4 separate regions of the Homo sapiens genome follow, and all the other regions are linked to region 1. The links are chromatin contacts, found by Hi-C or POLR2A ChIA-PET in ENCODE. All regions are on one chromosome and are shown on one strand. Each heading gives the region's core, a stretch centred on a gene start or an enhancer-like site at or near the end of the contact. The rest is flanking DNA. Distances are from core to core; before and after follow the strand shown.

Region 1 (5,279 bases), core at 1,192-3,691:
GGGTCATCAGGTTCAACATTTAAATGAGATAAGAAAGGCTGGGGCTGAGCACAGTAGCTCACACCTTTAATCCCAACATGTTTGGGAGGCTGAGGTGGGAGGACTGCTTGACACCAGGAGTTGGAGACCAGCCTGGGCAACATAGTGAGACCCTGTCTCTACAAAAAATACAAAAATTAGTGAGACGTAGTGGTATATGCCTGAGGTCCCAGCTCCTCAGGAGGCTGAGGCAGGACGATCACTTGAGCCCTGGAGTTCGAAGTTACAGTGAGCTATGATCGCACCACTGCACCACAGCCTGGACAACAGAGCAAGACCCTGTCCCTAAAAAAATGAACTAAATACAAATTTTTACAAAGGCATAAAGAGAGAAGGGGTTGAAACTGGAGACCACGGGGTTCTGTGACTCCTGGAGTGGTTGCTTTTACAGCATTGTGGTGAGTCAGAAAAATGTTTTATGGACAAATTTAAAAACTGTCTTTTAAAAGCAATTCAGAGAACAAAGTGGAGGGTGGCAGTTTTTGTCCTCCTTTAAAGAAAAAAAGTTAAGGAAAAAAGTTTAGAAAGTTGTATGTGGCTGGGGGGTAAAGAATCCAAAGCGTAGCTCCCAACCCCACCTCTTTTGACCACTAGAGGGGGCACATACATCCCTTCATTCCCAGACAGCTCCCTGCATCGTTTCCCAAAGCTGTACTTGAAGTCACCCAGGGCTTAATTTTCAGCCTCTGTTCACGCAGCATAGACTTGTCAGGTCTTTATAATGCTCAGCGTCTCTTATTTCTCTTTGTACGATAACTCTGGCATTTAACTCTTCCATGCTAATCAAATATACCTCCAGGGTTTGGTTTGGTTTTTTGTTGTTTTAAAATAGACCAACGCTAATAAAGGCAATAGCAACTCTAGTCCCAGGAACATGGGAACAACAGAGCAAATCCTTCAATCTTAGACTTGTTTTGTTTTGTAAAAGAAAAACAAACACCTTTCACTATGTTGTGTTCTTTAAAAATACCCACAATAGGCCGGGTGCAGTGGCTCACGCCTGTAATCCCAGCACTTTGGGAGGACGAGGCGGCGGATCACGAGGTCAGGAGATCGAGGCAATCCTGGCTAACACGGTGAAACCCTGTCTCTATTAAAAATACAAAAAATTAGCCAGGCATGGTGGCGGGTGCCTGTAGTCCCAGCTACTCGGGAGGCTGAGGCAGAACTGCTTGAACCCGGGAGGCGGAGCTTGCAGTGAGCCGAGATCGCGCCACTGCACTCCAGCCTGGGCAACAGAGTGAGACTCCGTCTCAAAAAAAAAAAAAAAAACCACAATAGCAAAGACATGGAATCTACCCAAAGGTCCCTCAAAGATAGACTGGATAAAGAAAACGTGGTACATATATACACCATGGAATACTATGCAGCCATAAAATGGAACAAGTTCATGTCCTTTGCAGGGACATGGATGGAGCTAGAAACCATTGTCCTCAGCAAACTAACACAGGAACAGAAAACCAAACACTGCACCTTCTCACTTATAAGTGGGAGCTGAGCAATGAGAACATACGGACACAGGGAGGGGAACAACACACACTGGGGCCTATTGGTGGGGACAGGGCAGGGAGAGCATCAGGAAGAATAGCTAATGCATGCTGTGCTTAATACCTAGGAGACAGGTTGATAGGTGTGGCTAATCACCATGGCACACATTTACCTATGTAACAAACCTGCACATCCTGCACATGTACCCCGGAACTTAAAAAAAATACCCCAAACAAATGATACAAAGAACATAAGCTCTTGAGTATATGAATAACACTCAACCACCCACGAGTGAATCAGCAACTTCTATTCCGCACGAAGGAAAACAAAAATGAACCCCAGGTTGGCTTTTTTCCATTTGATTATTGGTTCTTTCTCAACCACCTATGTAACTTAAATTTACTTAATATAAAGTCAATTATATAATTCAAAACTAAATCATGAAGCCAAATAAAGTATAATTAATTCCAAAGCCACGTGTCTATTTTATTATTCCCTGCTCATGGGGATTATCCAAGTCATCGCATCTACCATCCCTCTGCGTATTAAATTTGTATATTAAAACTGTGTCAATATTCAGAGGCAATTATCAAGAGGGACTAGAGAACTTGGAGGGGCTTGTAAACTGTTCTGTGCATTTTGTCTGAGAGTGTCAGAAAAAGAAAAGAGATCCTGGCCGATACCGAAGTGCTGAAGAAAACCACAAGTCGTTTGACTGCAAGCTCCCTGATGACAAAGGCCTCTGAGCCTGCAGGAATTCCCTGCATGGAGCCTGTGAGGCTGACAACAATTGATATTTCCCAGGCATCTTGCAGCCCGAGGATCTCTCGGGGATCTTGATTAGGACTTTGTTGGGACAGACACACGCTAGAAGGAGATGAGTCACGTGCTTTCCTGTCGCTCTGCCTCGGGGAGGTCAAATGAGCTGGCCAGTGTGAAGCCAGGGCACTGGGGAATTGGATGAAGACCCCAAAATGCTGACTCTCCTACCCGGACTTTTTGTGACATGAGATCAGCTAGTTAACGCCTAAGATTCTGTAACCTGAGATGAGATCGTATGAGTTTTGCTGTCTTTTTTTTCCTTTCCTCAAAATTACTGTTTGATACATATCATTTTTACTTACTCACGAGGGACAGAAATTTCCCCGGGGCTTGTCTAGTTTGATACCTTTGCTAACTAAATCTGTGGAGGTGGACGGTCAGTCTGCGCTCCCTTGAACCTGGATGAGAGGGGTCTCTGTCCTGGGCCCCGTGCTTTAGAGGGCCCCACTCACAGCCTCTCCAGGGTCAAGGGAATGTGCCAAACCGGAATGTTGCTTCTGTATCAGGCTCCAAATTTCCTGGCACTGGAGGTTCCTTCTGAAACAGCGCAGGCGTTCCTTCAGAGCCTGCACAAACCCGTTCTTCAGATGCAGCCTCCGAAGAGCAGGCTGCTGGTACCCACGGCCCTGCCCATGGGCCTGCAAGGGGGCAGCTATGGGGTGGTGTGGAGGGATGGCCAGAGCTCGAATCATGGGCTGGGTGTCCACACGTGTGGACTCCAGGAGGACTCGGGTGGGGCAGGAAGGGATGTGGAGCAAAAAGGGACACAGGCAGGTGGGACACATGCCAGCCCCTACTGCCCACCACAACCCAGGGGGAGCTCAGGAGTCCCCGCATCCCAAAGGCCAAAGCTTGGCCTTCCAGGTGGTTCTGAAGAGTTCATTGTCAGAACCGCTTTGTTAACTTGATTTGCTTTGCTAACTTGATTTATAACTTTTTTTAAAAAAAAGAGACAGGGTCTCACTCTGTCACCTAGGCTAGAGTGTGGTGGCGCAATCATAGCTCACTGCAGCCTTGAACCCCTGGGCTCAAGAGATCCTCCTGCCTCAGCCTCCCAAGTAGCTGGGACTACAGGTGTGTGCCACCATGCTCGGCTAATTTTTAATTTTGTAGAGATGGGGTCTCACTATGTTCCCCAGTCTGGTCTCCAACTCCTGGCCTCAAGCGATCTTCCTGCCTTGGCCTCCCAAAATGCTGAGATGGCAGGCATGAGCCACCATGCCTGCCTTGATTTATGACTTTTAAAGGTGGGTCTCCATTTGTACTCTTGCCCGGCCCCCCAACACATCAAGGGCAGGCCAGTGACACGTTAATGTGAAGTCATTACTTGCACGTCTCTGCGGGGTCTATTCCAAGATACAACCTGCAGATGAATGCACACACAGAAAATGTACAAACAATAAATAAATGAAAGAATAATTAAAAATATTATTTCTCCCTGGTAACCTGCTTCCGACAAATTTCAAAGAAACTGTTACATAGAGGCTGAGTGTGGTGGCTCACGCATGTAATCCCAGAACTTTGGGAGGCTGAGGCAGATGGATCACTTGAGGCCAGGGGTTTGAGACCAGCCTGAATATCGTGAAACCCTGTCTCTACTAATAATACAAAAATTAGCTGGGTGTAGTGGCACACGCCTGTGGTCCCAGCTGCTTGGGGGAGGCTGAGGCAGGAGAATGACTTGAACTGAGGAGGCAGAGGCTGCAGTGAGCCGAGATCATGCTACTGCACTCCAGCCTGGGTAACAGAGTGAGAATCATCTCAAAAAAAGAAAGGAAATTGTTACACAGACGCAGAAGGAGCATATGGAATTTGGCCACGCTGGGTGTTACTGGTTTCAACTAAATTCTCCCAAATCCCAAGGCAAACTTCCAGCAAAGCAAGGTGACTGGCGAGCTGATGGGGTCATTTGTAAAGAAATGCTGATGCTCTCAAATGTGTACAAGCACCAAGATGCCAGCTGAGAGGGCTCCAGGAAGTTGGCTAGCAAGGGCACGCCTCTTTCCCTCTGTTCATCTGATTGTCAAGAACTCACCGGTGCGCAGAAGAGTTGGCGATCCTCACAAGCCCCAGGCTTGTAGCTTGTGACTGTTTGCTTTCAGAGAAAGGGAACTAAAAGATGCTTTTTCCCCCTCCTGCTTTTGCTTGGCCCTGGCTCCCTGCAAAATCTACCTGAGCAGGTCTGGAGTCACCAGGGACCACCTCCCAGTGCCTTCAAACACGGGGCTCTTGGGCAGCACTCTGGGACCTCAGCGCTTCGCCTGCCGGCAAATGACCACCACACCGCTGCCAACCCACTGCTGCCACCACGCTTCCAGCTACAGCCAGGTCTGCCAGACCCTGCTCCCTCTGCCAGATGCAGGCTCAGCTGTTGTCACCTTCACTGGGACAGCCAGCTCTGACGGGCAGTGCCAGCCTTTCTGCAAGATCACAACACTTGGGACCACTGCCACTTCCTGGGGATAGTAATAATAACAGCTAAGATCTACTGAGCCCTTGCTCTGTGCCAGACACCAGCTGAGGACTTCACTTGCTTAAGCTCACTTCAGCCTCGCAGCCATCCGGAGATAAATACTGTCATTCGTCAGTACAATACTTTACAGATGAGGAAACTGAGGCTCAGAGAGGTAAAGACACTTGCTCAAGGTCACACAGCTAGATGTGGTGGAGGGACTTTGAGTCTGGGCTCACCACACTCTGCATCCAACCCTGCAGCACCTTGGGTGCTGCCACGCCCTCGGGCTCAGCTGCTGCTCCCAGTTGCCACCCCCAAGTCTGCCCGGCTCCCCTGGAGTCCCTGGCTCTCCCACACCGTGTGGCTTGGCTGCCTCTGGTGGAGCAGTGTCACTTTGGCCATGTCAATGCCAGCCTCCCCGAGGACCGCGTCTTCTTGGCACTTCTATCTCTAATGGATCTGTGACAGGGGAAGA
Region 2 (5,020 bases), core at 1,694-4,193, 520 kb before region 1:
CAGCCTCGACCTCCCAGGCTCAAGCAATCCTCCCATCTCAGCCTCCTGAGTAGCTGGGACTACAGGCACATGTCACCATGCTCTGCCAGTTGTTTTGATTTTTAGTAGAGATGAGGTGTCATTATGTTGCCCGGGCTGGTCTTGAACTCCTGAGCTCAGGAGATCCTCCTGCCTTGGCCTCCCAGAGTGCTGTGGTTACAGGTGTGAGCCACTGCACCCAGCCCCTTTTTACTTTTTCTTTTTTTTTAATCCCTTAAGTCCAGCTGGAGTACCTGGTCCCAATGGTTGACCAGAAAATAAATAAGTCCCCAGCATGTCTCATGACAAGCCACAGTTGATTTCTCCCGGCTGGGTCTCCCATGTGGGCTCTTGGAGCCGCGGCCTTTCCCAAGGGGCGGGTGTTCCGGATTCTCAGAACAGCAGGGCACATGCTGCTGCCTTCCAGCTTATTAAAAAGAGGAAGAAAACGGCCCGCGCCTCCTTCCCCCAGGCCTCTGGGCCTGCATGCAGAAACCTGAAGCCTGCAATTAAGTGAAACTCGATCCTTAGTGGGGAGAGGTTCTCCTGGGCTGCTGGAAGAGACTCCAGGTCCCAGACCCCGAGGAGGACCACTGGCTTGTCACAGACTATGTGGGGTCTTGGGGGCAAAGAGGCGGCCAGGGGAGAGAGGAGAGAGGGAGACCAGGCCGGCCGAGCCTTAGCCCAGGACACCAGACTCGGGGCTGTAAGCTAAGGTGGCTTTTGTTAAAAGAGAAAAAAATGACAGGTGACTTTCAAGTCACGGGAGCCCCCTTCCTGGAGGCCACCGCCTCTCACTGGGGCCTGGGCTTTTCCACGAGCCTCTGTGTATCGCTGCACGGCCTGGGAACCTGCCTTGTCTGTGGACACGTGGATCTGTGCGCGCTGCTCTCCTGTTTGCTACTGGGGGAGCCGTATGACTGCTAGTTTTGTAGGTCAAAAGTGGTCGAGTATTGACAGCTTTGTATATAATTCAGTGCAGTCGTTTTCTCGGCTAGACAAGCGGCAGACCTGAGTGGTTCCAGACACTTTGTTCTCATGCACCTTATCACATGACTCTGCCTCAGTTTCCTAATATGTAAAATGAGGACCTAAGCAGTCCTCACCTTCTAGGGTTGTTTTGAGAATTAGAAGGGTAATAGACACAGCATCCAGAACCGTGGCATTAGCTATCATTATTTTTATCTGTATGATTACAGGTTTTCACCATGTGCTGGTGCAAACCAGCTTTGATCCAGTTGGCTAATTTTAACTTCTTGTAGTATTTTGTCATGGGGATGTGACGTGAGCTTGGTGTGTTTCCTGGAGAAAGCTACTTGGTGCTTGCCATGGGAAGGGGCTGCCGGGGACTTTCTAGAGAGCACCTCTGGGTGCCTGGGTGCCGTGGCCAGTGGATTTGCCAGCTCTGGGCTTCTCCTGGTGATGCCAGGGGTGCTCCACGGGGGCTTTGCTGGGTCAGCCCTCTCTCCATTGAGGTGTGGGCCCCCCTGCCAGGTCCTAGTGGAGCCACCCAGGGCCAGGCTGGGCATGTGGTTTGGCAGCTGCTTTACATAAAAGACTGTTTTTGGTTTTTGGAAGCAGAACAAATGTGTTCTCTATAAGCTGGAAAATCAGGAAGGAAAAGCTTGCACATAAAAAATACAACCACGTTCCTACCCCCCAGAGAGAGACTGCCAGCCTCCTGGCCAATGTAGTTTCTGATGAAAAGGAACAGAGCTGTCCTCCCCCCCGTTCACCATCCTCCCCCTGCCAGTGGCTGCTGGGGGAAGGAGCTATGAGATATACAGATTGTGGAGCCCCCACTCTAGACCCAGTAGGTTAGACTCCTGAAGGATGGGGCAGGTATTTGGCAGCTGGGGTGGGGCTGTGAGTCAGTGGGACCTGGGTTCAGGTCCCGCCTCTGCCTTCCTTCCATTAGGTGGGGCAGGAAGCCTTGCCTCTCTGAGCCCTGTGACCTCGTCTTCTTGAATGTGTCCTGCAGGGAGGCCCTGCACACAGTGGGTGCCCAACTGACACTCTCATGCATTTGGTAAGAACGGCAGGGTTCTCAGCCTGGGCACTGTTCGGGTTTTGGGGGTTGGGTCACTCTCTGTTGCAGGGGCTGCTCTGGGCAACACCCCTGCTTCCATCCACCAGACCCCAGTAGCACCTCAGCCCCCTTTGCTGCCGCCAGAAATGCCTCCAGACATTGCCTGCGGTCCTCTGGGGGTCACAGTCACTCCCGCCAGACCCCTGCGATACAGGATCTTAGAGAGGGACCTCAGGAGGGGAGAAAGGTCCTGCGAAGGAGTTTTCCTCGGAGCTTGCGCCCAGCATGTAGATTTTGTTCATTCACATACTTGCCATAAGTACCTAGCGTGTACTTCCCCTAGGCAGGCGTGACACTCTGCCCATCCACCCCTGCCTTCCCAGTGGGATAGGGTGGTGACTCAAGGCCCCGTTCCTGCCGCCCTCTCTCCCTCCGTGAAACGTGATAAGGTTATCTTGAGGGGTTGCTGGTGATACGGCGAGGCGCTCTGTCACCTTCAGGCGGGCTGTTTTCTTTCTGGGCCTCGGTTTCCCCATCTGGAGAAGGGTGTTCGTAATAGCATTTACCTCCTGGGTTGCAGTGGGGAGTCAGGAGTCACTGTGGCTGTGATGATGAGCCCATGATGTGTGACCGCTTCTGTCCTGGGGCTCCCTCAGCCCGCTGTGCCCCGGCGCTGGGGCAGAAGCCCTTGGTACCTTCTCTGTGCCTGGCCTCGCGGGTGGGGGTTTCTACTGCAGGGGGCTCAGTTGCCTTCCTCCCCAGGCCCCCAAGGAGCCAGCTCAGCAGAGATCCCTAGGGGGATTAAGTGGGTTCATTTGATCCCGAACGTGAACCTGAGCAGGCGGCTTATCTCCTCGAAAGCCAGACGGGCAGTGGGCCACCCGGCCAAGCGGGGAGTGTGGGATTTTATCCTCCAGCCGCGGCCCTGCCCCTCCCACCGCCAGCCCCTCAGCTGCGTGCCTGCCTGTCTCAGTGCGGCACATGCCACGTGAATTCATCTGATCCTCTCGGTGATCTCGTGACCCAGCAACCATCATCATTGCCAGGCAAGCAGCGAAGGCTCAGAGAGGTTAGCTCCCTGGCTCAGCGCCACACTGCATCCCAACCACCCTGACAATATTTACCCCATAGACTTGGGAAATCCCCTCTACTCCTGGGCAATGAAATTCCTCCTTAATACAGACTAGACTCGACACAGAATTAACAACAACAGCAAAAATCTGTGCGGTGCCCCAACCGTCGGGTAAGGGGAAGCGGGGAAACGAGAGGGAGGAGTGGCTGGCTCCCACTCAGAATGAGTAAGCGTGGATTCGCGAGAAAGCAGATCAGAGCCCTGCAGTGCTGGGGGGAGAGGAGAGTGACATTTAAGAAACAGCTAGTATTTGGACTGGTTCTGGCAGGTTTTTTTGAATGGCCAGGTCATTTGAAAACTGTGTAGGGAGGGTGACTTTTATGGAGTAGGACTGTCCCAAAGGCCATGAGCCAGTCATGGGGCAGCCAAAAACATCCCTGGGGTGGGGACCCTGCCATGGAGATCCCCCGCCCCGCCCTAACAGCACAGAAAAAAATAACAGGAACAGTAAAGATAATATGCTGTTATTGTGAGATGGAATAATAATAAACAGTAACTATGTTTGGGGGGGAACAGCATTGCCATCGAGACCCTCTGTTTTCATATCAATAATAATGACAAAAAGAAAAGAATGGCAGACCAGGCACCATGATGGACCCCCACTCTGTCGCCGTCTGGCTTGGACGACTGCAGTAGCCTCTTCGGGGTCCCCAGTCCACTCTGGTCACACCTGTCTGGTCTCTGAGTTGCAGCCAGAGGGATCCCATCAGAAGGTCCATGAGACTCTGGCCCCACACTCTCCATTCTCTTCCCACTGCTCTGAGAATAAATTCAGAGGCCACCCGGGAGCTCCTCAGCCCTCACCGACCGCATCTGCCTCTGGGCCTTCGCGTTTGTTGTTCCCCCCACCTGGAATGCTGTTCCCTGCATATTGACACAGCTGGCTCCTTGCTGCCATTCAGGTCCCAGCTCAGTGCACGTTTAGGAGGCCTGATGTGATGTGGAGGAGAGTTAGAGTGGAGGAGAGGTCCCATAGGAGGGGACCTGCCCGGCCTGGGGCACCCCAGGCCCCTCTCTCCCACCAGCTGGCTCCTTCACCAGATTCCACATCATCATAGTTCTTATGGTTATTTTATAACCTTACAAGTTTTAGAATTATATCTCATTCTGTATGTGTATTTATATATATGTTGTTATATATATGAATATGTATTCTTTATAACACACTTTTCTCATATAAAAATATATGATTGGTCTCTCCATACAATGGAATATTATTCAGCCATGAAAAGGAATGAAGTACGGATGCATGCTACACTGCGGGTGAACCTTGAAACCATGATGCTGAGTGAAAGAAGCCAGACACACAAGGCCACATAGTGTACGATTCCACTTTCATGAAATGCCCAGAACAGGCAAACCCATGGAGACAGAAAGCAGATTGGTGGTTGCCAGAGGCTGGAAGGAGGGGACCTGGGGAGAACCTACTCCATGTTGATGGGGTCTCCTTTTAGAGTGATGAAAATGTTTTGGAATTAGATAGAGGTGATGGTCGCACAGCACTGGGAATGTCCTAAATGTCAGAGCTGCCTACTTTATAGTGGTTAATTTTATGTAATGTGAATTTCTTCTCCATTTGAAAAATGTGGGAACTAAAAAAATGGAGTAGTCCCCCCTTAATCTTGGGGGATATATTCTAAGACCCCCAGTGGATGCCTGAAGCTGCAGACAGTATGGAACCCTATATACACTCCATCTTTTCCTACACATACAGACCTATGACAAGGTTTTCTTTACAAATTAGGCACAGTGAGAGATTAACAACCATAACTAATAATAAAATAGGACAGGCCAGGTGTGGTGGCTCATGCCTGTAACCCCAGCACTTCGGGAAGCCAAGG
Region 3 (5,008 bases), core at 1-2,500, 830 kb before region 1:
CTTTTTCTTTTTCTTTTCTTTTTTTTTTTTTTTGAGATGGAGTTTCGCTCTTGTTGCCCAGGCTGGAGTGCAATGGCGCTATCTCGGCTCGCCACAACCTCCGCCTCCCGGGTTCAAGCGATTCTCCTGCCTCAGCCTCCCGAGTAGCTGAGATTACAGGCATGCGCCACTACGCCTGGCTAATTTTGTATTGTTAGTAGAGACGGGGTTTCGCCATGTTGGTCAGGCTGGTCTCCAACTCCCGACCTCAGGTGATCCATGAAGTCCACCCGCCTCGGCCTCCCAAAGTGCTGGGATTACAGGCGTGAGCCACCTCCCAGTTTTCTTATTGTAAAATGGAGCCATTGTGTGCAAAGCACTCAGGACAGGGGCCAGCACCTAGAAGGCTCCTCAGTCATTCATTCTAGAATATTTACTGTGAGCAGGCATTCCCTGCCAGGCCACGTTCTAGAGCTCAGGACGCGTGGGGGGGGGGGCCCGCCTCACGGGTTGGCATCCCAGTTGGAGCACATGGTCAGAATGCAAGGACGCAAATGAACGTGAACCTGCCAGGGGGTGCTCAGTCATAGGGTGATGGTGGCACCAGCGTTACGAAGGATAGGGCCAGGCGGATACCTGGGAGAACAGAATTGCCTGTGCAGGGTGTATGGAGGCCCTGGGGCTGGAGCCTGCGGGGCTTCTTCCAGGGACAGTGAGGCTGGAGATGGACTGCGGAGATGAGGGTCTAGAAGGTGGTGGCGGGGCATGTGGACCGTTGTAAGGGCTCTGGGGTTCCTGGGTGGGCTGGCGAAGTCCTACTCACAGTGACCAACCATGATGATGGTCCCGATAGAGGAGGAGAGGGAGGAGGAGGGAAAAGGAAGGGTGAGGGGCTCAGAGGGGAGAGCTGGGAGGAGGGGAGACATAGGTGGGGGAAGGGGTAGGAGAAAGGGGAAGGGAGCAAGAGGGTGAGGGGCACCAGGCCCCATAGACGTTTTGGCTCAGCGGCCACGAGGCCTCCTCAGCTCCCGCCCCAAAACGGAAGCGAGGCCGTGGGGGCAGCGGCAGCATGGCGGGGCTTGTCTTGGCGGCCATGGCCCCGCCCCCTGCCCGTCCGATCAGCGCCCCGCCCCGTCCCCGCCCCGACCCCGCCCCGGGCCCGCTCAGGCCCCGCCCCTGCCGCCGGAATCCTGAAGCCCAAGGCTGCCCGGGGGCGGTCCGGCGGCGCCGGCGATGGGGCATAAAACCACTGGCCACCTGCCGGGCTGCTCCTGCGTGCGCTGCCGTCCCGGATCCACCGTGCCTCTGCGGCCTGCGTGCCCGGAGTCCCCGCCTGTGTCGTCTCTGTCGCCGTCCCCGTCTCCTGCCAGGCGCGGAGCCCTGCGAGCCGCGGGTGGGCCCCAGGCGCGCAGACATGGGCTGCTCCGCCAAAGCGCGCTGGGCTGCCGGGGCGCTGGGCGTCGCGGGGCTACTGTGCGCTGTGCTGGGCGCTGTCATGATCGTGATGGTGCCGTCGCTCATCAAGCAGCAGGTCCTTAAGGTGGGTGAGGGAGACCCCAGGGGGTCCGCGCACGGACCCGGGCTGTTGGGCGCTGGGCGCCGGGAGGACCCGCGCGTTGCGGTGGGTGGGCGACCGCAGCGGAATCGGCGCCCGGGCCTGGCGCCGCAGAGCACGAGGGAGGCCAGGCGCTTCGGGAGGGGCTGCTGCCCGCCTCCCCACCACCCTCACCGCCCCAGACTGAGGCTAGGGGGGAACCCAGGGGCTTTGCTGGAGGCGCAGGCCAGGGTTGGGGAGGCCTGGACGGGAGACCACCCGGGCGCCTGACCCGCCCTAAAGGGTCTGGGCGCCCACGACGGATCAGGAGTGTGGACAGGTTGCTTCCGTGGTGCCGCCCGAAGGAGCCCAAGAGTGTGTGAACGTCTGCTTTCACAGCAGCCGGTAGCAGGGTCCGGTAAAATTAGAGCTGCACTTTGCTTGTATCCTGTGAGCCCAGGAGGACAGGAACCTTCTGTGAGACCCACGTGGGTGCCCAGCTCACATGGTAGGTGCTCAGCTGAGCATCCTCCACTGCCCAGAATCTCCCCATAGGAACCCTCTCCCAGAGGCAGAATGCGCGACTCTGTTCTCCCTGCTCACTGCCTCCATGATTCAGTCTGGAAACTATAAGCCGCTTTTCTCCCCAGATTCATGCAGAGGCAGGCAGCAGCCCAAGGTCCTCTGAGTGCACGCAGCCTTAGGTCTTTCCTCTGATCCTAACTTTGCATACCATTGCCCTTTCAACCAGGGAGACAGATTAGGCGGTCAGCTGGTCTGCAGACGGACAGACTCTGCCCTGGGTGCCTGGGTGGCCTGTTTGAATGAGCCTGGAGTTAGGGAAGGGCTGGGAGATTGCAGAGTATCACATTTGAACTAAAAGCCATTTAGAGTTTTGAAGCCCTGGGAACCCACACATGCAGTGGCGGGGAGGGGAAACTGGGGCTCACTCTTATCAAAGTTCTAGCCAGATGCAGAGCTGGGGTGAAGATGTGGACATTGTCACTCTAATGGACGTCTTTTCCCCTTGGCCTGCCTCTTTGGACTGGGTTTCTTAAGAATGGTTCCTTGTCCACATTTCATGTCTGTTCCCTCATTCACAGAGCGAATGAATGAGTGAATGAATGAAGGATCTGCTTAGATCTGGCTGCCACACTTCTTGGGACCCAGCTAGCTGGCCTTAAAGATGGAGCAACATATGGTCTCTCTCAAGGTCTCTGGGTGAGCAGTTGTCTAGGGCATCTTAGCCACGTTGTGTCTATTTTTGATTTTTCAAATCTTGTCCCGCCAAAGCCTGTAATCTGACTGCAAAGAGGTCCCGGTGGATGGTGACACTGTCTCTGGGGATGGCAGGAAAATCAGCAGAATGGCCTCTTCTCCCCCATGACAGCTCAGAGGCTTTCTCTGTTACACTGAGGGAGCTTTATTTTTCTGTGGCCTACTCATACTGAAACGTGTGTGTCAGTGACAGCCTTGTGGCTGCTGCAGTGCCAGGACCCCACTGTGTGTATGCAGGGTCCCTAGAGGGGCTATCACTCAGGCAGTTCAAGCATGTGACCCTGTGCTGTGAGTGAGCACCTGGTCTCTTGCTATGGGAGTGTGGGGACTTATGCCAGGTAAAGAGTCTTGCCAACTCAGTTATTCGGGGGCTTATTTCAAGGTGTTTTCTTTCTCAGGATGTCATCAGGTTAAGTATGTCAGTAGGATGTGTGTGTGTGTGTGTGCACCACACATGCATGCACCACCAAATTTCCCCACTCCTCTCCTGGGCTTCTAAAGAGGAAAACCACATTGTCCTCAATTGTCCTGGAGCTAGGAGCATCTGGCTTAAAGTTGAACAGGAGCCTCCCAGCATCCTTCTGTGGATATCCCAAAGGCGATTGGTTTGGGGCCGAGTGGTGTGAAGGCAGGAAGACACGCCCAGCCCAAGACGGCCACTTCTGGAACCGCCCAGGCTGGAGCAGCGGCCAAGTGCCTTAGCATGGAAGAAGAGAGCCTGTGTTCAGGGGACCAGGCGGGTGAGACACACGCATAAGCAGGGACTGCCCGCTGGTGTTTTCTTTGGCTACATGAGTCTGTGTGCAACTTGAATGGGAGGCCTTGTGCTTTTATTTTTTTTTTTTAATGTGCTTTTTGGTTAACAACAGAAGTCCCTACAGTTGGCCCTCTGTGTCTGCAGGTTCTGCATCCGTGGATTCAATCAACTGCAGATGAAAAGTTTTCAGAAAAAATCCCCCCAAAATAACAATACAACTAAAAAAAGACATAAAAACAATACTGTATAACAACTATTGACATAGCATTTACATCGTATTAGGTATTATAAGTAACCTAGAGATGATTTAAAGAATACGGGAGGATGCGCATAGGTGATATGCAAATACCACAGCATTTTATGTCGGGGACTTGAGCATCTGCAGATCTTGGTATCTATGGGGGTCCTGAAACCAATTCCCCTCTGACATTGAGGGACGACTTTATATAAAATATATGAATACTTGCTCGTAAAAAAAAGTTCAAATGGAGGAAAAGAGAGAAAGTTTCCCCCATTTTATTCCCCTCCTGAGCTATTATCACCATCATTGATGTGGATCTTTCTAGACCCTTTTCTGTGTACCAGGAGCCTGTATGTATACATATTAATATATATTTTACATAACTTGAACTAAGTGTAGGTGAACTTGAACATGTATAATTATCTTGCAATTTGTTTTTCAATTCAAAGATACCAGCTGAAAAATTTTCCATGTCTCAGCAATAAGTCTACCCCGCGTTTTCCTTCATCACTGCTGGTATTCCTTTGAATGGTTATAGACTTGTTTACCTGTTTCTCCATTGACTGATCATTTTCTCTGTCACAAATGACAGCGATATCCCGACACATCCCTCTTCGTGTGGTTCATGAACATTTCCATAGGGTGGATTTCTAGAAGTGGGGCCTTGGGAGCAGGTGTGCTCAGTTTGAGTTTTGATGATTACGGCCAAATTGCCCTTCTGCACAGCTCTGTTGCTGCATCCACCCACAAGGTATGGGACTGTGCTACTTCCCCTATCTCTGCCATCACTGGTAATTACTGATTTATCATTACCATTTTTTGGTAGCCAAGTTCCCGTGTGTCTCTGGTCCTCCAAGGAAGGCCCAGCTGGTGGACATGGGGGAGAGGCCCCTCACTGCAGCTGGGCTGCAAAAAAGGGATGCTCATCTTCCGAGGCTGCTGTCTTCAATGATGAGCTGGGGTGAAGATGTGGATATTGTCACACTAGTTGACATCTTTTTCCCTTTGGCCTGCTTCTTTAGACTGAATTTCTTAAGAATGGCTTCTTGTCCACATTTCATGTCTATGTCCTTTTCACAGAACTTGGATGTGTGCCCCCAGGGATCTGAACCATGTCTTCATTATTCACCGGATCACCTGAGGTCAGGAGTTTGAGACCAGCCTGGCCAACATGGCTAAACCCTGTCTCTACTAAAAAATACAAAAACTAGCTGGACAT
Region 4 (4,873 bases), core at 878-3,377, 650 kb before region 1:
GTGCTGGCTGCTGGCCCTGTCCCTCTCCGAGTCTCAGTTTCCCTGTCTGTGGAATGGGGATGATAAAAGTAAAAGCCTCAGAGGGTTGCTGTGGGCCCCACAAAGTTTGGGAAGTACGGGCGCCCAGCCTCGTTGACTGTGCTTATCATCTGTGCAATGGGGACAGCCTCAGGGGGCAAGGATCTCTCTCCAAAAGACATTTTGGAATTTCTCACAGCCAGTGCATGTGGATTACATGAGTACATTTTTAATAAGGAAAAAAAAAAGAAAGTTAAGGATGCTATTTCTGAAGGGAAAATATGCAGGAAGTTTTTAAGACCCTGACTCCTCACACACCCCCTCAGGGGCCGGCTTGCAGTTTAGAAGTGAGCACACGTGGGTAGCTCAGCTCTGCGGAGGAGGCTGTGGTCAGAGGCAGCTGCCTGGCGGAGGCTGGAAGGGCCCCTGGACATTTATCAAGGCCAGGATGGGGAGACATGCTGCTCCCGACCCCAGAGGCCCCACTCATGTTACCTGGCGGCTTTGAGACAGAAGTTCCTCAGCAAAGCAGGCTCCTTCCTGCCTGGCATTATGAGCAGAGATTAAGCACTCTGTTGACACACAAAGAAACAGCCCCATCTGTAAAATTCCGCAGCAGGGCGAGGCTTGTCAGGCCTTTAATACAGGGGCCTGGAGGCTCCTGAGTGTTTACTAAGAGCTCAGCCTGATGGGGATGGAGGAGAGGACTCTCTCAGTTCAGTAGCATGTTTTTACTGCGCACCTACTGTGTGCCCGGCACCATTCTAGACACTCAGGACGTGGCAGGTAGATAAATAAATGAACATGAGGATTGGAGGCAGTTGTGAGTTCTACGCAGTTGTTAAAATTGTTTGATTTGATAGAAAGTGAGGAGGTGAGGGGGTGGGGCTTACCTCTGAAGAGGTAACATCATCTGTACAGAAATCGAAATCGAGTTAGAGAACCAGCCATGGGCTTGTGTGTGGGGAGGAGCCTTCCAGCAGAGGGCACAGCAGGTGCAAATGCCCTGGGGCCGTAGTGGGCTTGGCATGGAGCTGGAAACTAGAGGTTTAGGAGGAAAACGGTGGGAACAAGGTTGGTAAGGAGGGTGGGCTAGATCACGCTGGGCCTTGTCAGTCGCTGTAGGGAATCTGGATTTCCGGCATTTACTTCCTCGTACACCGAGCACGTGAGTTTTAAGCACCAGTTATGTGCAAAGCAAGGAAGTTTGCTCAGGGTGCACTTGCTGGGCATTTATTAATTTCACTGAGAAGACGGTGCTTCTGTTCATGCGGCCAGTGCAGGAGCTGGGCCCACCTGTCACTTGGCCACAGCTGGGGAGCACAGGCCCGGAGCAGGGTTTGGAGATGAGAAGTGGGCTGAGCCCCAGTGCTGGGCTCAGGGTACCGAATGTTAGAAGGCAAGCCCTCTCAGGGTGCCAGTGCAGAGGGGCACCTGGGATGCCTGACATGCCTCACCCAGTGCCAGACCTGCTGAGGGCACTCACGGTTCAACCCGGGAGGCCCAGGAGCAGCTCAGGCCTGGTGGGAGATGAGGGGTAGAGATGACCTCCCTGAGCCAGCCTGAGGCCAGCTATGTTCATGAAGCTTCCAGCGTGCTGTTTCCCAGGAGGGCAGCTCTGGGAGCCTGAGAAGGCAGGGAAGCTGGAGCTGCCCCTCCCCCAGCCCTGTCCTTCCCAAAAGCACAAGCACGTATGTCGCAGTTCACCCATGTGTGGTGTGTGTTGGGACTACTCACAGGTCACAGGTGGGGTTGTGTTTCCCGAAAACACATGTCCGGGTCCTAACCCCTGGCAGCTGTGGATGTGACTTTATTTGGAAATAGGATCTTTGCAGATGTGATCAAGCTGAGATGAGGTCATCAGGGTGGACTCGCGTCCAAGATGACTGAAGCCCTCACAGGAAAAGGGGAGATACGCACAAACAACGTGGAGGCAGAGGAAAGGCTGGAGTGACCGATCTGCAAAGCCAGGAAGGCCAAGGGTCGCAAGAGCCACCAGGAGCTGGAAGAGGCAGGGAAGAATCCTGCCCCAGGGGCTTTGGAGGGAGCAGGGCCCTGCTGGCACCTGGATTGCAGGCTTCTGGCCTCCAGACCTGTGGTTTTAAGCCACCCGCTTCGTGGTACCTTGTTACAACAGCCTGAGAAGCAAACGCGCTGCATTTAGTGGGTGACGTTCCCTGGGGGTCTGGTTAGGATGCAGGTTCTGATTTCATAGGTCTGGGGTGGGACCCAAGACCTGGCTCCCATGCCCGGCGGATGCTGCTGGCCTGGGGGCTACGCTTTGAGTAGCAAAGCTTTGAAGGACGACTGGCAGCGGCCAGGCCAGCCCCCACCCCCACTTCTATGGGGCTCACAGACTGTCATAGTGTTCATTCATCCCTCAGGGGAAATGACTCAATCCGGGTCAGGGGTAGATCCCGGTTAGTCTAGCCAGGGGTCAGCAAACTCTTTCTCTGTAAAGGGTTGAGTCACTCTTCTAGGCTTCTTGGGCGTCTCTGCGGTAACTCCTCAGTTCTGCTTTTGTCACACAAAAGCAACCACAGACGATATTAAAAAAAAGGGTGTGCAGCTTGGGAGGCTGAGGCAGGAGGATCGCTTGAGCCCAGGAGTTCAAGACCAGCCTTGGTAACATAGCAAGATCCTCATCTCTACAAAAAAATTAAAAATTAGCTGGGCATGGTTGTTTGTGCCTGTAATCCCAGCCACTCAGGACGCTGAGGCAGGAGAATCGCTTGAACATACGAGGCAGAGGTTGCAGTGAGCCAAGATCACGCCACTGCCCTCCAGCCTGGCAAAAGAGCGAGACTCAATCTCAAAAAAAAAAAAAAAAAAAAAAAGGATGTGGCTGGGCACCAATCAATCTTTATTTACAAAAACAAACAGGCTTGGGGCCCGTGAACCACCGTTTGCTGACCCTGGGCTAAGCGTCATGGCCACCCCATCCCCCTTCCTAGATATTCACGTGGCCTAACCCTAGCCACTGTGGCGTGGAGGGGACTGTGCTGGGGGATTTACAGGGAATGCTTACCTGCTCTTACCTATTTATTTATTTTTTTCTAAGATAGGGTCTCCCCAGTAGCTGGGACTACAGGTATGTGGCACCATTCCTGGCTAATTTTTGTATCGCTTTTGGTAGAGAGGGGTTTCGCCATGTTGCCCAGATTGATCTTGAACTTCTGGGTTCAAGCGATCCATCCTTCTTGGCCTCCCAAAGTGCTGGGATTACAGGTCTGAGCCACCATGCCCAGCCTACCTGCTTTTAAAAAAGAGAGAACCAGGCAGGGTGCGGGGGCTCACGCCTGTAATCCCAGCACTTTGGGAGGTTGAGCTGAGCGCATTGCCTGAGGTCAGAAGTTCGAGTCCAGTCTGGGCAACATGGTGAAACCCCCCCCTCTACTAAAAATATAAAAATTAGCTGGGCGTGGTGGTGCACACCTGTAATCCCAGCTACTCAGGAGGCTGAGGCAGGAGAAGGCAGGGAGGCTGAGGAGGTGGAGGTTGCCGTGAGCCGAGATTGAGCCACTGCCCTCCAGCCTGGGCGACAGAGCAAGACTCTGTCTCAAAAACAAAACAAAACAAAACAAAACAGACAAACAAACAAAAAACAAAAAGGGGGGAAGAGATGGCTGCCTTATCTTTGACTGCACTCTGTCTTGTTGGGATGTGATGACCAGATCTGCTGCAGCCATCTTGAGGCCATGAAGGGAGTCCCAACACTGAGGGGTGGCAGAAGAGAGAGGAGGAAGCGCCTGGTGCAGATGCCACCAATGAGCTGCTGAGTCACCCAGCCCTGCAGCTCCTTTGCTCCGGGACCTCCTCTCATGGGGAGAATCCATGTTCATCATGAAAGCAGTTGGAATTGGGATTTTTCTCTAACTTGCTACCCCAGGCATCCTGAATGCTACAACCTGCTCCGGGTGCCCCAGGCCCTGGAGCCGCTCATGGCCTCCTGTGCAAGTCAGCACCCTCTCCTCCGGGCCCTGCACGCAGCCACCACGCCGCAAGGGCAGTGAAAAGCTGACCTGGAGCCTAGACATTTGGATCCCTGCCCCAAGCCCTGTCGCTTTGGCCAAACCACTGGCCTTCCACATGTAAAACAAGGGCAACTCCACTGGTCAGATGGGTTTGTTGTGGAGTTGAAGTTTGTAGGCAATAAACCCTAAAATAGCAACCTGCAACCCGGGCAGTGTGAGGAGTACTGTCAGGATTCCACCCCCACACGCTCCGGGCCTCTCAATGACGCTTCTGTGTCCCTTCTCTCCAGTTTGCTCCTAACTGCCTGCACTTTCACCTCGCTTCTGGGCACTGCTCCCGGGCTCTGGCGGTGCTTTGGCCCCATGTCCAGGGAGCCTGACCCGCCTGGTGGCTGTGATTCCCTGGGACAGCCCCTGGGTGACCACTGTGAGTCTGAGCTCTTGCCTTGGGGCAGGACGAACTGGGTGCTCCTCAGACCCAGATCCGGCTGAGGCTGGGATATTGGCTCGAGTGACACCTGGGCTTGGCTTCCTTCCCTGCCCTGTCCTGTCTCCCCTGTGCAGCCTCCCCTGAAGCGCGGGTCTACAAACCTCATCCCAGGACCCGTTTCTAGGAGACAGTGAGGCTAAGACCCAGTGCCTGCCCGATGCATTAACAGATGGAATCCTCCTGAGGACCCTAGGAAGCAGGTACTCTTATCCCATTTTGCCCAAGGGGACACCCAAGCCCAGAGAGGCTGGGTAACTTGTCCAGGGTCACACAGCTTGTCTTGCTTCTGAGGTCATGTCTTTGCCATTGCACTGTACTCTGCAATGGAGCTCTTGGGTCAGAAACCCCAGCTTGGAACCCCATCTTTGCTCTTGCCTAGTCCTGTGACCCT

Evidence for each region. Hi-C counts contacts between places; a loop is a spot of excess contacts on that map. ChIA-PET counts read pairs that join two places held with the same protein, here RNA polymerase II (POLR2A). Pooled maps may share reads with other maps.
Region 2: a loop to region 1 is called in a map of breast epithelium, with 5 times the contacts of the local background. The contact joins two enhancer-like sites. A Hi-C loop is called at or near these places in 4 of 168 maps with a recorded cell type or tissue (HCT116, breast epithelium, naive thymus-derived CD4-positive, alpha-beta T cell and 1 more) and 7 of 50 pooled maps.
Region 3: a pooled map of left cardiac atrium shows a loop between it and region 1 (2.1-fold over the local background). The contact joins the promoter of SCARB1 here to the enhancer-like site in region 1. A Hi-C loop is called at or near these places in 1 of 168 maps with a recorded cell type or tissue (tibial artery) and 4 of 50 pooled maps. POLR2A ChIA-PET finds 5 or more read pairs at or near these places in 2 of 52 experiments (AG04449 and AG04450).
Region 4: a loop to region 1 is called in a pooled map, with 3 times the contacts of the local background. The contact joins two enhancer-like sites. A Hi-C loop is called at or near these places in 1 of 168 maps with a recorded cell type or tissue (MCF 10A), 1 of 37 single-sample maps with no recorded cell type and 2 of 50 pooled maps. POLR2A ChIA-PET finds 5 or more read pairs at or near these places in 1 of 52 experiments (CD4-positive, alpha-beta memory T cell).

The regions. Positions count from the first base shown.
Region 1 is chr12:124,027,818-124,033,096 of GRCh38, reverse strand. The region is part of intron 2 of ZNF664-RFLNA (ZNF664-RFLNA readthrough); the gene reads right to left. Among named protein-coding and RNA genes, the nearest start is that of ZNF664-RFLNA, 57 kb to the right of the region's middle. Within about 2 kb of position 2,441, at least 4 of the 41 ENCODE cell types and tissues checked have a DNase peak (open chromatin) inside an H3K27ac peak, as active enhancers do; they include tibial artery, where a contact is called at or near this core.
Region 2 is chr12:124,547,241-124,552,260 of GRCh38, reverse strand. The region is part of intron 1 of NCOR2 (nuclear receptor corepressor 2); the gene reads left to right. Among named protein-coding and RNA genes, the nearest start is that of NCOR2, 18 kb to the left of the region's middle. RefSeq lists enhancers at 304-598, 182-1,000, 2,962-3,201 and a silencer at 784-1,078. Within about 2 kb of position 2,943, at least 22 of the 41 ENCODE cell types and tissues checked have a DNase peak (open chromatin) inside an H3K27ac peak, as active enhancers do.
Region 3 is chr12:124,860,106-124,865,113 of GRCh38, reverse strand. It overlaps SCARB1 (scavenger receptor class B member 1), which reads left to right and starts at 1,250. Exons shown (of 13, transcript NM_005505.5): 1 at 1,250-1,519. The coding sequence starts at 1,394. It overlaps LOC105370050 (a long non-coding RNA gene), which reads right to left and starts at 1,052. Exons shown (of 3, transcript XR_945488.3): 1 at 1-1,052. RefSeq lists enhancers at 603-802, 2,896-3,422 and silencers at 1,033-1,712, 2,943-3,072.
Region 4 is chr12:124,679,110-124,683,982 of GRCh38, reverse strand. No RefSeq gene overlaps it. Among named protein-coding and RNA genes, the nearest start is that of NCOR2, 110 kb to the right of the region's middle. RefSeq lists enhancers at 2,302-2,371, 2,562-2,631. Within about 2 kb of position 2,127, at least 22 of the 41 ENCODE cell types and tissues checked have a DNase peak (open chromatin) inside an H3K27ac peak, as active enhancers do.